Linked DNA regions of Homo sapiens: all the other regions are linked to region 2. The links are chromatin contacts, found by Hi-C or POLR2A ChIA-PET in ENCODE. All regions are on one chromosome and are shown on one strand. Each heading gives the region's core, a stretch centred on a gene start or an enhancer-like site at or near the end of the contact. The rest is flanking DNA. Distances are from core to core; before and after follow the strand shown. Region 1 has its middle 44 kb from the start of DSC1. Region 2 overlaps B4GALT6 (beta-1,4-galactosyltransferase 6). Region 3 overlaps LOC105372049 (a long non-coding RNA gene).

Evidence for each region. A loop is a pair of places that touch in the nucleus more often than their neighbours do. ChIA-PET counts read pairs that join two places held with the same protein, here RNA polymerase II (POLR2A). Pooled maps may share reads with other maps.
Region 1: a pooled map shows a loop between it and region 2 (3-fold over the local background). The contact joins two enhancer-like sites. A Hi-C loop is called at or near these places in 2 of 50 pooled maps. POLR2A ChIA-PET finds 5 or more read pairs at or near these places in 2 of 52 experiments (HEK293 and activated T-cell).
Region 3: a loop to region 2 is called in a pooled map, with 3 times the contacts of the local background. The contact joins two enhancer-like sites. A Hi-C loop is called at or near these places in 7 of 37 single-sample maps with no recorded cell type and 3 of 50 pooled maps.

The regions. Positions count from the first base shown.
Region 1 is chr18:31,205,471-31,208,170 of GRCh38, reverse strand. No RefSeq gene overlaps it. Among named protein-coding and RNA genes, the nearest start is that of DSC1, 44 kb to the right of the region's middle. RefSeq lists a silencer at 1,322-1,371 and an enhancer at 845-2,044. Within about 2 kb of position 1,255, at least 13 of the 41 ENCODE cell types and tissues checked have a DNase peak (open chromatin) inside an H3K27ac peak, as active enhancers do.
Region 2 is chr18:31,657,619-31,660,318 of GRCh38, reverse strand. B4GALT6 (beta-1,4-galactosyltransferase 6) reads left to right here. Exons shown (of 9, transcript NM_004775.5): 3 at 2,230-2,343. Among named protein-coding and RNA genes, the nearest start is that of B4GALT6, 26 kb to the left of the region's middle. RefSeq lists enhancers at 786-945, 1,446-1,575. Within about 2 kb of position 1,263, at least 8 of the 41 ENCODE cell types and tissues checked have a DNase peak (open chromatin) inside an H3K27ac peak, as active enhancers do.
Region 3 is chr18:31,242,406-31,245,105 of GRCh38, reverse strand. The region is part of intron 1 of LOC105372049 (a long non-coding RNA gene); the gene reads right to left. Among named protein-coding and RNA genes, the nearest start is that of DSG1, 74 kb to the left of the region's middle. Within about 2 kb of position 1,250, at least 6 of the 41 ENCODE cell types and tissues checked have a DNase peak (open chromatin) inside an H3K27ac peak, as active enhancers do.

The sequences.
Region 1 (2,700 bases), core at 6-2,505, 450 kb after region 2:
TTTTTTTTAAGTAGGAGAAAATATGAAGCCCTGTGAAGACTGGATTTAGAGGGAGAAACAAGACAGTATGACTGGTCAGATGGTTGCTGGATGGTTTAGGAGGAAGGTAATGAAGACCTTAACCAGGGTGGTTGCAGTGGGAAGGGAAGAAAATAGACAGAAAAAGTGTTATATAAACAGAATCTATAGAATTCTAGCAAAGAATTCTTTAAGGAGAGTGATGAATAAGGAGAAACCATGAATGGAAGTGTCAGTAACAATGGAGGGAAGAGTGGATGTGGTTGGAGCTGTCAGGAAGCATGGACAGGCTTTGTGTTTAGAGAGACTGAGTTTGAAATCTGTCTCTGGTACTTAATTCCATGTAACAAAAAAGCGTCTGAATTTCTTTTTGCCTTAATCTGTACATCTGTTTACTCTAAAAATGCCTACCTTCAAAGGGTTCTTATGGGATTGAGTAAGCTACTGCATGAAAAGCACCTGCCACACAGTGATTTCTAGACCAATAAATGGAAGTTATTATTATTATTGCGATTATTATGACTACCATAAAGAAATGAGTGCCATGCTAATTATTAACCAGTAATTGGCAATTGTCTGCACTCGAATGGATATCGTGCAGCATTTACATGAGGCATTGCCGCAAGACCTAAGGAGCTGACCTAACCGAGTGTCTAGCTGTCCCTTCGAGGAAGATTGTCATCAGAGTGCTCTGTCTATGAGGACAGACTTTCAAGAGGTTTACTCAATTAATCTGACATGCTTGTGATTTGAGGTAATTAGGAAAGAATTTATAAAATGAAAAAGGAGATGAAAGAAGACAGGCTGAGGAATCTAAGTGGGAGGTGTCTGTAGAGGAGTCAAGGAAGGCACGTTAATGAGAGGCTTCATGCAGGTAGAAGGAGGGGATTGAGGGTTGGGCAGAGAGATCCCAGGGAGCCTGAGCCAGTGCAGGAGTCAGGGTGTGGTGTGTGAGCTGTTAGCTGCAGAGTTGCAGTCACCATAAAAAGAGGGAGGTGCCTGGGAAGGGCCCGCAGCAGGAGGGTGGAGATGTGGGAGGGGCAGGATTGGGACGCAACAAATGGGAAATTGCTGGGCCTAGTCGGGCAGGGCTCACCCAATAAATCATTCACAGTAGCTGGAACTGGCTTGAGTGTTTTCTTTATATTGTGGCTCTATTAAAAGGGCACTGCTTCCTTTTTGTGTGGGCTTTAGTCACTGCATTACTCACCGAGACCGCTGGACGGCTTCAGGCCACTTGAGGAGCGAGTGACACCGGAGCAGTTGACTGTGTTTCGCTTGAGCAAGCACAAGCAAGGTTGCTCATCTCTGGAACACAGAAGATGGTATCGGAAATGGGACATACATAATATCAGGGTGGGACAGAATTATTACTTGAATTAATTATATTGCGAATATGTGTTGCTCATGTAATCATGTGCATGATACATATATAAGTATGTAGCTTTTTCTGATAAAAGTATGTTTTTATTAGGCATTTTAAATTAAAACCTATTGCAGTCTGTAGTTGGTGTGCCAAAAAGAGAAAGGAAGGGGGAAAAGGCATTAGAGCAAAAAGCTTGCATGGCGTTGGTCTGAGCTAGAACTGGGTTCAAATCTTGGCTAAGTGGCAAAGCTGTGGGGCTTCAGGGAAGTTACTTAACCTATTTAGGCCTTATTTTCCTCACCTGTAGGAAGTGAAAAGTAATACCTATCAAAGGGGGTGTTATAAGGATTAAACGAAATACGTAACATAGCCAGCACACAGTAGATACTTCCTACAGGAGAGCTGTTATTGCTTTTTAGGTTTTACGTGAGGTGCTTTCTCTTGTGCAGTTACCTCCCATATCTTTTCAAAGTCATAGAGGCGGAAGTATAATTCCAGTTTCACAGACAGAGGAAATGAGGCAACAGTGGTTATGTTATTTGCTGGGATCATACAGTTTATAGCTAGCAGAACTAACATTAAAGTCTTTTGACTTCCAAGCCCAGCCTTTCCACTTGTGCAAAGGCACAATGAGGTAGTAATCAAGGCCACCATTCAGCATTTCTTCAGTCTACTGCTTTGTTTTATAAAGCAATGTGTAAAAAGCACCACGTATTCTACCTTTATGAAATGGTGTGATGGAGGCTGGATTGAAGGCTTTCCTTTTGGCTTGAGAAACTTTTTTTGAATATTAGAGTAATTTTTTTAAATGTATTTTAATATTTATTTATTTGTTTGTTTTTAGATAGGGTGTCACTATGTTGTCTAGGCTGGTCTTGAACTCCTGGGCTCGAGCCATTCTCCAGCCTCAGACTTCTGAGCAGCTGTGATTACAGGCACGTGCCATTGTACCTGGTGAGACATGTTTTATAGTTCCTCTTAACCCTATAGCACTGACCTTCCAGGACAATTCCCCTGTTTCCCTTGCAGAGAGGAGAGTGTCTCCGGAGACAGGTAGATAATAGATGTGGCCAAAGATGTGCAATAGTGGGAGAAGACACAGGTGGGCAGAAGGTGATGAAACCTCTTTTGCTGAAGTCAATATTTGTTTGGAAAAAGAGACGTCGACAAAGGTGCTTTTCATTTTAACCTGTTACATGGCTGCAGTGACCATGTCCATGTATTCTAACAAAGAGTTCCAGCAGAGAAGAATGCCAGACAGTGTTAGGAAGCCTCTGCATATTCTAGTGGATGTCAGTGGTTTCTAAATGAACCTC
Region 2 (2,700 bases), core at 14-2,513:
TAAAAACAAAAACAAAAAGAAAAAAACAAGAATTTTGGTATATATGTAGATATATATATTTAAAGAATCAGGCCAGGCATGGTGGCTCACGCCTGTAATCCCAGCACTTTGGGAGGTTGAGGTGGGAGGATTGCTTGAGCCGAGGAGTTGGAGACCAGCCTGGCAAGACCCTGTCTCTACAAAAAATACAAAATTAGCTGGGTGTGGTGGTGCATGATTGTAGTTCCAGCTATTAATAGTTGGGAGGCTGAGCTAGGAGGATCACTTGAGCCCAGGAAGTCAATGCTGCAGTGAGCTATTATCATGCCACTGCACTCCAGCCTATGTGACACAGCAAGATCCTGTCTCAAAAAAAAAAAAAAAAAAAAAGGAAAAGAATCAGAACTTTATTGGACTTCCTTACACTTGCTTTTGCTTGGTATCTTTAAATCTTTTAGACATATGGGGAATACATTGAGCATGGGCTACCAGTGTAGTGTCTGTGGTCTTGGGGTGTCACTGGGCATACAAAACAATTAATGTTCACTGAATTTCTCCTCCCCTTGTTATTTGGAAGATTTTCCTTGTCAGACACTTTCCAGCACTCGCCCAGGGAGAGTGGGGAGGATTGTCTCATTGGGGCTTTCCCACTTCCTGGTAGGATAGGCCTTAGCAGTTGTACCATCATTGATCTCTACTATGTTGGGGTTTTCTGGGAATGCATTTACCTTAACACCTTACTGATGCCCTGTGAAATTTGTAACTGGGGTTTCCAAGCACTTCTTTGGAATTGGACCTTCTCTTGTGGCTTCTGTTTCCTCCTTGATACCCAGCCTGGAACCTTTGCCCGTCCCAACACCCTCTGCTTAGCAGCCGTGGCAGGGCCTCTTTCATTCAGCAGTCTTGCAGGTGGCGTGAGTCTCTGCCCTGAAGTACTGTCCTGACTCCTAGGCAGCATCCCCACCAACTCCATTGTGACAATGACTGAATATTGATGTTAGGTAAAGGTGTGCAATGGAGGTGCTTAGTTTTCTTTGGCTCCTCTCACATACTTCCTATCTAATTCGCAGGATTCTCTCATTTCCCTATGGTCAGAGGGTTTAGCTTCTACATTGTCTCTCATTGGAGCAGATTACTCAACATTCAAAGAATATCTTCACATTTTCCTAAAGTGTCTGCTAGAGTTTCACTTTCTGTAGTACATTGTTTGTGATCCAGGAGACAGACGGTAGTTTAATGAGCTGTTTCCGTCTCTCATTTCACTCATTGCATGTTGATGTCATTCTCTTAGGCCAGCTTCCCTACATAGCAGGAAACCTGTGTGTCATGGTTTCTAGATTTGCGTCTCAGAACTTTGCTCCAGAAAGGGACTGAAATGTGATCTCTCTGGTTCCACATTCAAAAATCCTGAGCCTGTGACTGTCTCGTGGGTCAGGTGCTCATCTCTAATCGCTCATAGCTACAGTTATTAGCTATTTCTATGGGCCAGGGATTGTTCTCAGCACCTTACACATTTTGTCTTATTGAAGTTTAAAAATGACAGTATGAAGTAGGCATAGATGGCAAGCTACATCGTGTCCTGCCCTGTATCACACAGCTACAGTGTGTTGGAGCAAGGATTTGAACTCAGGCATTTGACTTTGGTGCCCTGTATGCAGTTTAATTTGCTGACTCTAAAGATAATGGACCTAATGTAATAATAGCTCCAGGGCTCCCCCGGGGCTGCAGCCCACAGGCTGGGAATGACTAACTTAAAGGTTTAGAATGAGCTGTATTACAAAAGTAAGTTGAGTGGGTAAATCTCAGTTTCTACAGTGTGAGGTGGTAAGAAAACATTACTCCCACCCCTCTGCTCTGTGGATGCTAGTAGCAGCACGCAGCGGTTTGGAACACCCCTGGCTGTGCCATAGTGGAGGGGATTCCCTGGTGTACTTTCACACTCCCTGTAGATCGGGCTCAGCCAGGGGAGGGACGGGAGCAGGTGTTCTCACATGGTTGCAAGTGGGACTGCCATGTCTGTGTGCAAGGATAAGGGTGTGCTGCTCTCTAGATGTCTCTTGGGAAATCATGCTGAGAGGTCTGTTCCCCGCAGCAGTTTGCTGTTCTCTAGTTCCTTAAAGATAATTGATTTTAAGTACTTCTGTAGATTGTATATTGTAGTTTTCTCCCAGTGATAGTGACGTATTTCATTCCAGGGAGAAAGCAAAAGGCCTTTTTTTTTTTTTTGTAACTCTTTTCTCTCTTTCCAAGATTATCCCGAAGGCAATAATTCAAGTGATTATCTTGTTCAAACAACAACGTATCTCCCGGAAAACTTCACATACTCACCATACCTCCCCTGTCCAGAAAAGCTGCCTTATATGCGTAAGTCGTCATCTAATTTTGACTTAACTGTTTACTTGTGTTACAATACAGTCATAAAAACCACATGATTTGAGTGCAGCAGGAGCAGGTCATGTGCACCTGGGTGCAAATGTTTATATTATGCAGCATGTTATTTGAACTTTTATTTATTTATTTATTTTTTGGCAAAGCGCATTTTGAAGGGGGATGATTGAAAAGCTGAAGAAAAATACAAAGGGGGAAAATGACAAATACCCATATTGTTCCCAACCAGTTTTAAAAACTAATACTTCGGCTTACCTATGTCCAAGTTCTTTTAAAACAGTGCTTAAGAGAGCAATTAATGTGTAGTCTCCTTTTGAATATGTTATAATGTTC
Region 3 (2,700 bases), core at 1-2,500, 420 kb after region 2:
CAGCAGTTTCCTTTCCATTTAAGAAAGCTGCATTGTAAACAAGAAGCTAAATCATGAAGAGATGCAAGATTTGTCTAGGAAATTAAACGTATGTTAGAGACACTGACCAAGACTCGTTTTTGTTGGTGTAAAGGACTCTACTGTGAGATGGGCTGTTATTCAAAAGGTTCCACTTTCGAGTTGTTTTTCTCTGGGTACTACTGCCTCCCCAGCCTCTACAGACTCTAACCCTGCCAGGCAGATTGTTTATGGTGTTGGTCTTCGGGAGTGTGGTGCCTGGGCCTGTTTGTCAGTACCGATTCTTATTGCCCTCTATTTTTCTTCAGGTCTGACAGAATACTTCAGCAGCAGACTAGCCAAGAGCTGGTGCAGGACCACAAAGCTCAGGACACTAACTCCTTTCTCCATTGGGACGGCCTTCTCAGGAGGTTATTCTGATCACCCCTAGTTCCAGTTCTTTTCTATCATTGGGTCAGTTTCTGATGTGTTCAGATTCTGATAAATGTCCCAAGTGCAGCACACACAAAAAGACCAGGGGCTGCCAAGCATTCTAAATGTGCAGGTCTTTGAACCTTGGGGAGCATTTCAATATCCAAATTATTTCTTATTTGATCTTCACAAAACTTTCCCTGTGAGACGAATGTGATCCCCAGGTTACAGAGACAGCCAGATAAAGCACTGAACCCACATCTTCGGACTCCATTTTAGTGAAAACGGAGTTCTTTTTTTGTTTTGTTTTGCTTCTTTGTTTTCCAGGGTGACCTTAGGAAGTCACATTCCTCAAAGGCCAAAACAAACAGACAAAAAGCAAACCTACACAGAAAACAAATGCAGGAAGGAAAAGAGGAAAAAGGCCCTTTCTGATAAATGGCAAATTTAAAGTGCTGATAATAGGAAGATACATTTAAATTGAAAATACATTTGCCATAGCTTCTAGAAGCAATCTTGGAAAGCTTTCCTGTACCCTGAAAACACCTACTTTGCATGACCAATCTCCTCCATGTGGGGAGAGTACGCAGAAGTCATTTGCCAAGGAAGCTGCTGCACCTCACCACTGTGGAGGAAGCATGACCTTTACTATTTCTGCCGTATGATTGGGTGACTACAGTACTGCTCCTAGCATGAAAGCTGGCTCTGTTTTATGGGATTCCCACTGTCCTGCCCTACTTGGGCCGGCGTACAGTGTTAAAGATAACAAATGACCCCATCTGCTGTTTCTGACCATGCTGTATGTGTCAAGTTTAAGTAAGGAAGTCTTACCTCGTGTCCTGTCTGGGCAAGCACAATGACCCGTCTGTAGTACGCGTACCTCCCTGAGATCAAAGACCAAGTCCAGTTTCCAATTTGCTAGACTCCATTGGAAGGTTATTTATCTCAATCCATGAGTTTTAACACTTCGGGCTTTTCAAATGAATTCAAGTTAGAAGGTATTTTAGAAGTCAAATCAGTCTAAGAGCTTATCGGCTAAGGACAGTATGAAAATCAGGAAACCTTTGAGTGGTTTTCAAAATGAATTTCTTACAGTCTCACACTTAGAGACAACTAAAATATAAATTATTTATATGTAAATTGTTCATTCCCCTAGCAGTACCAGTGTTTTCAAGGGAACTGTTGTGAAGACACTAGAGCTTTCAGGGTTCTGGTTTACATCCCTGTAAAATCTGTAGAGCATTGAAAACCTGTTATTTGTAAAACACTCCACAGTTGATTCTGATAATCAAGTCCTCTTTTCAAGAAAGTCTGTTGATTTCTATTTAGAGAAAAAGGAGAAATTAAAAATAAAGCCAACAAACAGCCAGGACCGTCTTAGGGGATTTAACTCTTTATCTCTTTCCCCTGTTGTATGGTCTGCACAGCAGTTAATACTTTCTGAAATCACCTTGCTTTTTACTTGTTCCTTCCCACCCCCTCACCCATTGTATACACTCCATGAAAGCAGAAACATTGTCTCTTTTACTTTGCGCTAAAGTTTGTTGAATGAAAAAAAAAAAAAGACTTCAGAAAGCACCTCTATCCAGCATAGCTTTCATACCTTAAAAGACATAAATCCCTGTACATTTAAGTGATTTACAAATTTTCCAAAACCACAATAAATGAATGAATCAGGATAAGAACCTGGGTCTCTGTGCAGCTCAAGTGTTTGTTATTGTGTGCTAGTTAGTTTCAGGTGGTCACCTGCTCAAGTCCATTTGTCTAGATAGTATTAATTGATTGCCAATAAGTCAGGCACCTCATTAGGTGTTGTGATAAATACAAAAAGTACAATAACACTCTTCTTGCCTCAAAGAATTTATTATCTAGTAAGTACAATAAAACCTGTCCACTGAAACTACTCCCCCAAATCATTCCTCCTCCTACGTGAATAAAATCACTGAATCTTTGGCATGTTCACCAAAGACACAGCAATTAGGCACTCATATTTTGGCAAAGAGTCAAGTGTATTGTACAGTCTATAAAAATCCACTACCAAATTAATTCACCTGTGTGCCCTTTACCCAAGATATTGGTACATGTCACTATGGGAACATGGTTAGAGAGCTCTTTTGATGGAATTGCTGGATGTGACTTCTTCTAGGTATCTACACTTGACCATCTTTTGTCACAGAATTTGCTAATCCCCAAATAGCCACCTTGAGGAGGGGAAAAGAGGGGAACTAGTGCAAACAATAAATTAAGTTTTTATTTCTAAGTGCTTACCCA